Regions from separate parts of the Homo sapiens genome. Here region 2 is linked to region 1. The links are chromatin contacts, found by Hi-C or POLR2A ChIA-PET in ENCODE. All regions are on one chromosome and are shown on one strand. The core of a region is the stretch at or near the end of the contact, and the rest is flanking DNA. Distances in the headings are between cores, read along the strand shown. Region 1 overlaps TJP1 (tight junction protein 1). Region 2 overlaps TJP1 (tight junction protein 1).

What was found. A loop is a pair of places that touch in the nucleus more often than their neighbours do. ChIA-PET counts read pairs that join two places held with the same protein, here RNA polymerase II (POLR2A).
Region 2: a loop to region 1 is called in a map of tibial artery, with 2.0 times the contacts of the local background. The contact joins two enhancer-like sites. A Hi-C loop is called at or near these places in 4 of 168 maps with a recorded cell type or tissue (Panc1, colonic mucosa, endothelial cell of hepatic sinusoid and 1 more). POLR2A ChIA-PET finds 5 or more read pairs at or near these places in 1 of 52 experiments (Caco-2).

The regions. Positions count from the first base shown.
Region 1 is chr15:29,798,949-29,802,665 of GRCh38, forward strand. TJP1 (tight junction protein 1) reads right to left here. Exons shown (of 28, transcript NM_001330239.4): 2 at 1,698-1,754. Among named protein-coding and RNA genes, the nearest start is that of TJP1, 22 kb to the right of the region's middle. Within about 2 kb of position 1,648, at least 2 of the 41 ENCODE cell types and tissues checked have a DNase peak (open chromatin) inside an H3K27ac peak, as active enhancers do.
Region 2 is chr15:29,733,608-29,737,324 of GRCh38, forward strand. It overlaps TJP1 (tight junction protein 1), which reads right to left. Exons shown (of 28, transcript NM_001330239.4): 11 at 3,657-3,717; 12 at 667-775. Among named protein-coding and RNA genes, the nearest start is that of LCIIAR, 61 kb to the left of the region's middle. Within about 2 kb of position 1,689, at least 4 of the 41 ENCODE cell types and tissues checked have a DNase peak (open chromatin) inside an H3K27ac peak, as active enhancers do.

The sequences.
Region 1 (3,717 bases), core at 398-2,897:
GGCAAGAATGTACAAAAAGAAACCATATCATTGGTTAAGTGGACGTGAGGGGACCGGGATGATTAAAAATAGGTGTTAAGAGAAAGTTTTTGTATTGAAGTTGTCTTGTATTTTAATTGTGGTGGTTACATGACTGTATATGCTTGTCAAAACTCAGAACTGTAAGGGTCAATTTCACTGTATGTAAATTATACCAATAAAAACAATAAAAGTCTTAATAAAAATAAATGTAATATGATAAAAAAAATACCAAATCATTGACATCGCCACTAGTCATAAGGTAAGAAGTTATTTTATATGTTTAATCATATGTATCTGATTTAAATATGCTACCTATCAATACATTTCAAACAAAGGAAGGCCATGTTGCAGGTTTATGAAAGTTAAGGTTAGTATTAGATAATGATTTCCTTCACCATTTAATAATGAAACATTAAAAAGTTGACTATATCTTATCAGAAAAAAAAATTTTTTTTTTTTTTTGAGAGGGAGTCTCGCCTCTGTCACCCAGGCTGGAGTGCAGTGGCATGATCTCGGCTCACTGCAAGCTCTGCCTCCTGGGTTCACGCCATTCTCCCGCCTCAGCCTCCCGAGTAGCTGGGACTACAGGCACCCGCCACCACGCCTGGCTAATTTTTTTGTATTTTTAGTACAGACAGGGTTTCACCATGTTATCCAGGATGGTCTCAATCTCCTGACCTCGTGATCTGCCTGCCTCAGCCTCCCAAAGTGCTGGGATTACAGGCGTGAGCCACCACACCCAGCCAAAAACAACTATTTTTTAATAATTAATTTACCCATTATCTACTATGTGCAGATCCAAACATTCGTGAGATAATCAGGGGCAGAGTCCAGCAACATGATTCTTTCCCCTTTCCATCTTCCTAATAATGGATATAGCTGGTAGAAATAGTAAGTGTAAAGTGCAAGGCCAGTATTTAAATATTCTCTCTTTCCATACATTCTCTAAGAAAGGGAGTAATCAGTAGATTCAGCTCTCTTGAAAGAGAGGAAAGAGAATTTTGAGAGACACTTAACTTTACAAATTGGTAAAGCATGAACTGGTGTCAACTTGTTCCATTTTAAACTTGTGAAAACCAAGGTTTTCGAAGGTGACTGAATCACTTCCCCATTTCTAAAGCAAGAGAAAGGCAGAACCAGAATTCAAATTGATAGCAGTCTCACTTCGGACAAAGTTCTTAGTCCCACCAAGTAAGAACTCATCTCTTACTACTACTCATCTCTCTTCTCGCATCTGCAATTGTTTAAGCAACAGCTTGGGTCAACATGTTTGAAATCAATTAAGTATCTTTTAGGATTTTATTATGCATACAACCTGGTTTAATTTCAAACTTCACTCCCACAATGGATGCATATATACTCAGAAAGGTTGAAGCAGTTTATAATAATTTATACTAATGTACAGAGTCTTTTATCTGATCACTCAAAATTTTAAAAGCAAATCACTTTTTAAGTCAGGAATAAAAACAGCAAATACTCAAAAGGATATATGAAAAAGTAATCATGCTCACTTTTGACCTTAATAAAAAATTATTGTAACTCTAATTTTAAACAAAAGAATATAGAAAAAGTTTCCTCCTCCCTCTGGCTTCCTGACATCTGGCTTTCCTCTATTGTTTTCAAAGCTGCCAGTATCCTGAGTTATACACAGATTACTTACTGCAACACAAACTTACCCTGTGAAGCGTCACTGTATGTTGTTCCCATATAGCTGTTTCCTCCATTGCTGTGCTCTGATAAAGGAAAAGAAAAACAAATCATTTACCTTTTAAGAAAATGTCCTTAATAAGGTGAGCAAGAACATCCAACAATTCAGCACACTGAAATACCAAAATTCACAGTTAATATTAGAGACACTCTGAAAGGACCTTAATAATTATGGAAAGTTTTTTGTTTGCTTTTAAGAGACAGGAAACGACACACAGGAACTTCCTTTGTTTTTAACTTAATTTGGACAGCTGCTCTATATTCATTTCATGCAAGCTGAAATCAGTATTCAAGCTAATTCTGCAACTTTATACTTAGAAAAGAATAAAAGTTGGAGCGGTATTATCTTAAAATATCTAATGGCACGTAAACATTTAAAAGCATCTCTTATGTTTTACAAACGAAGGGAAAGTTAAATGCCTCTGAACACAGTAATTATAAATATACATGTCACAGGAAAACAGATAAAACCATTAATAGGTTTGGCAAATGGCTGCTTTAACGTCACAAACATGACTACTCTACCTAGTTTCAGTTTTGCTACAGAATTACTTCTCAAGCTTCATTTATAACCAAAAGAAAAAGAACAGCTTTTCTAGTATATGTATCACACACGTAGATACACACAAGAAACAAAAACAAAAAAGAACAATCTCCCAAACTCCCCCAAGAATCATCATAAAATAAAAGCAGTAAGAGCTCCAATACAGGTCCTGCCCAAATTATAGCGTACTTCAGTTTTACCTCCTGTCATGAGCCTCTCAATAGAGAGGAAAATAAATTATTATTTTTTTTTTTTTTTTGAGACGGAGTCTCGCTCTGTCGCCCAGGCTGGAGTGCAGTGGCGGGATCTCGGCTCACTGCAAGCTCCGCCTCCCGGGTTCACGCCATTCTCCTGCCTCAGCCTCCCAAGTAGCTGGGACTACAGGCGCCCGCCACTACGCCCGGCTAATTTTTTGTATTTTTAGTACAGACGGGGTTTCACCGTTTTAGCCGGGATGGTCTCGATCTCCTGACCTCCTGATCCGCCCGCCTCGGCCTCCCAAAGTGCTGGGATTACAGGCGTGAGCCACCGCGCCCGGCCGAAAATAAATTATTATCTAAGGCAGGGGTGTCCAATCTTTTGGCTTCTCTGGGCCACACTTGAAAGAAGAAGAATTGTCTTGGGCCACACATAAAATACACTAACACTAATGAAAGCTGATGAGCTTAAAAAAAAAATTACAAAAAAAAAAATCTCATAATGTTGTAAGAAAATTTACGAATTTGTGTTGGGCCGCATGCGACCTGTGAACCACGGGTTGGACAAGGTTGATCTAAGGAATTAGCAGTAAGGAATTCAAAATAAATTTCTTTTAAATGGGGTTAATTGCTCTTGGAGACTTAAAATATTTCAGTCTCTCTTAATGTTACCATTTTATGAAACTGGGACTCCTAAAATGTATTTACAAGTAAATTTAAAAAAGATTCTTCAGAGTTATCAAAAGGTAAAGTAAAAAGGGAGAAGGCTAAGCATGACACTCTCAGATCACTAGTCACCCATTACTATAAATGCCTATTTCATAAGTGAGGTCTGTTTTCTCTTACTGCTGTCATTAGCATCATGAGAATATGCCTACCAAGGTGCCATGGGCCCATTCTCTCCTTTCCCACAGCGACTTTAATTGAAGATTAATGCCATTTTAGAAAGTAAGTCCCTATAAAGAAAGCCTGCTTCCCTAAATTCAAAGCAACTAGATTATCCTGCCAGATGAATAAGAGAGGAGAGAGAAAGGATCTCTCTGTTCACTCCCATAGATAAGAACTGCCAACCTCACCAGCATTTGTTTCAATCTTCCAATGAAGTGCACCAAAACCTCCCTTTAATGAGACCTCCACTGGAAACAAAGCTGTTTTTTTTTTTTTAAACAAACATTGACCGGGATAATGCACTAAAAAAAAAAATTCTTCCATCAATGAGAAGCAACAATAGTATGAGTAAATCAGCTA
Region 2 (3,717 bases), core at 439-2,938, 65 kb before region 1:
CCATATCTAAATCAGCAGTTCTCAAATAAAGGTAATTTTATCCCTCGCCATCCAACATTGGACATTTGCCAATATGCAGTTTTGACTGCCCCATCTGTGTACTGAAAGGGTAAGGGGTGTGTGCTAGTGGCATCTCATCTAGTGAGCAGAGGCTAGGAATGCCCCTAAACATCCACAATACACAGGACAGCCCCTAAAACCACATTATTTGGTCCAAAATGTCAACAGTGCCAAGGCTGAGAAACCTGGCTCTAAGTGAAAATTGTATCACAGAAAAAATGGAGTTTTCTCTTGAATTAATGCTAATAAACATCTGAGTGTATTGCTTAGAAACATCAGTACAAAATCTGAAAGCTGCTCATATATACTTTTGTATGGTTCTGATGGCTAATAAATCAACACTTTCTATCACTTGTAAAGGGTTGGATGGCATTTTATTTAAATTAGAATACTATAAAGGTTAGTCCTATTAGCATGCTCTGCTAATGAGAATCATCTGAAATTCTGTGCTCCTAAATGACTTAGAATTACATAACTTTCTTTGAGATTAACAAATTCATTCATCACTCAACTATGAGTGACTTATTTTTTAAAAATGGAATAAATCCCTTTGTAAGTCCTCAAACTCTACAGGTTTATCTCCTCCATTTTCTGACAGCATCTCACCATCCTTCTTCTTCTGAGCCAATATGGTCACTTCTTCTCCTTTAGGGAGGTCAAGCAGGAAAAGGACGGCTTCTTCTCTTATGATATTTGTAAAATCTACGTTGTTTACCTAATAAATAAGATTTCATAAATCATTCTTGGCTGTTTAAGAATATGAAAATAACATACGCAGGACACAGATACTCTCAGTCTACCTAATTTGAAAATATCACATCTTTTTTTTTTTTTGAGACAGAGTCTCGCTCTGTCGCCCAGGCTGGAGTGCAATGGCACGATCTCAGCTCACTGCAACCTCCACCTCCCAGGTTCAAGTGATTCTCCTGCCTCAGCCTCCCGAGTAGCTGGGATTGCAGGTGCCCACCACCACACCCAGCTAATTTTTTTATATTTTTAGTAGAGATGGGGTTTCACCATGTTGGGCAGGTTGGTCTCAAACTCCTGACCTCAGGTGATCCGCCCGCTTTGGTCTCCTAAAGTGCTGGGACTACAGGCATGAGTCACCACACCCGGCCGAAAATATCACATCTTTTAAGACCAAAAACTTTATTTTACTTTGGAGAAAAGAATACACTCTAATTTTAAAAAAACAGAAACAAATAAAGTGAGTTAAAGGTATAAATTTATTTAAATAGTATTCAGTGTGTCCTGACATTAAAGATCTGTGTAAAATTTAACCAGTTTAGATGAAAAAAGGTAACTTTTTACAAGTTGCTGAGAAAAAAAATCAAAAGAAAATGGGACTAAAAAGACAATCTGCACTGTAGCAACCCTGTAAGAGCATCTGTGTAATGCAGGCTCAGTGTTTGCCAAGTTAATATTTACTTCTATTAGAAGCTTCTAAATGCCAAAATGAACTTATTAAAATGTCACCAGTGACTGTGTGCAGGATTACAGGCAGGTTTTCTTCTTTCCACCTTTTGGAAATTTTCCAGATTAAAAAAGAAAAAAAAAAACCCTAGAAACAAAAAAACCTGACACGCACCACTTACTTTTATGATACAAAACAAAAGTGAACTATTAAGAAACATTTTTTAGCCAGGCGCAGTGACTCATGTCTGTAATCCCAGCACTCTGGGAGGCCAAAGTAGGTGGACTGCTTGAACCCAGGAATTTGAGACCAGTCTGGGCCACGTGGTGAAACCCTGCCTCTACAAAAAATACAAAAATTTGCCACGTGTGGTGGCTAATGCCTGTGGTCCCAGCTACTCAGGAGGCTGAGGGGAAGAATGTTTGAGCCTAGGTGTTTAAGGCTGCAGTGAGCCGTGATCACACCACTGCATTCCAGCCTGGGTGACAGTGAGGCGCTGTCTCAAGGAAAAAAAAAAAAAAAAAAGAAAGAAACGTTTAAAAAAATGTATGCCCTGATTACTTCAAAACAGGGTTAAGAGATGGGTAAGAAAATAGGTCTCTTTACTTTCCTTGGTATAGTGAACGTTATTATACATGTTGTATTTAAATGTTTTTGACCTAACTTGATTGACAACAATGTAAACATCATCAGAAAGAATGACCATATCAGATCAGATGGAAATAGGTCTGAAGTCACCATGATGCCTTGACTTTTTGACATGCTAAGTTTGAAGGGAAAAGGAGGAGGATTCAATGAGAAAATGACAGAGCTCAGGAAATTGCTAAGTGAAAAGACTTTGATTACGAGCTGCTCACTTGAGCAACCAAACCCAAGAAAGAGGCAGTGTAGCAAGAGAAGCAGAGAGTTACCAACATTCTCCAAGTTTTAAAAGTATCAGTAAAGAGGCAGGAAAAGAATAAAAAAATGTACCAGAATGGCAGTATTATGGAATCTAAGGAAAAAAGTACTTCAAAAAAGATTAAGACAGTCAAAACGCTGCTAAAAAATAAAGGAAAATGAGGCTTGAGGATGACATTAACTCAGCAATGGCTTATTGAAAACTGAGCTTCAGTGTGGTGAAGGTGGAAGCCAGGCTGCAAAACTGTATGACCACAATGATTGAAAAGAAAACAGGCAAGGGCCTCAACCACATCCTTCAACAAGTTAAACAGCAAAAAAGGACAAATAAGACAGTGGAAGATAGATGAAGAACCAGTGGAGAGAGAAAGACAAGAAAGTGAACAAAGCTACAAGATTCTGGAGCAGACAGGAGGCTGAATCCAGGACACTGGCAAGAGGCAGGCTGAGTACAGAAAGAGACCAGAATAGAGAGGCCACGGCAAAGACTTTGTGGTAGAGAAGCAGAATAAATGTAGGAGCTCACAATGGACAGATACCTTCTGATTAAAATGGGACATAGTTTAATCTAGCAAATCAAATGGAGGTTTGGATATTTTAAAAAGAAACAGGAGACAGATTAAGATGGTACTATGTCACTAGGTGAAACCGTTTATGGGGAAGGAAGGGAGGACTCTATAGACTCTACTGATACTCTGCATCTAACCTGGGCTTTCCTGATTTGTGTAACTAATCCTGTCTCTTGTGGAGTATGAAGTTTCAAAGCCAGGCAGCTTACACATTTGCCTTTGATGTGAATTCCATCTCCCTGTGTCTGAGCCATTATCTGGGGTTAAAAAGGTCCCAGAGGTTGTGTGGATTGCTTCAAGATGACTCATATGGGAGAGGAACACTTGATGTTGCTTGCTGCCAAGTTGTGGCCCATGGCAGAGTCCTGCCAGTCTGAATGTTTAGTTGAACTTCCAAAGACTACCTGGTAGATATTATCATCGGGATATAAGACTTATTTTCTTTTATTTCCATGAACACGAGTGGTAGAAATGAAATGTTACATTCTTTACTAACACAAAATATAGCAGTAAACAAGAGCAAGATACAAGAATGGGAAGTGAGAAGTCCAGCATAAGGTAGACCTGATGGATTTTGACTTTCAAAGTTTAACTGGCTCAATGGAGACTGCTTACAGATTACAATCTAATTACAATAGTAAGCTTGTTGTTTGATACCTTTTTCTGGTGATCCAAATACTTTTTAACCCACATAAGTTGCAATACTGACATACCCTGAGAATTTGATCACCTTCCTCTAAGCCTTCCTTGGCTGCAGGGCTATCTTCTAGAACG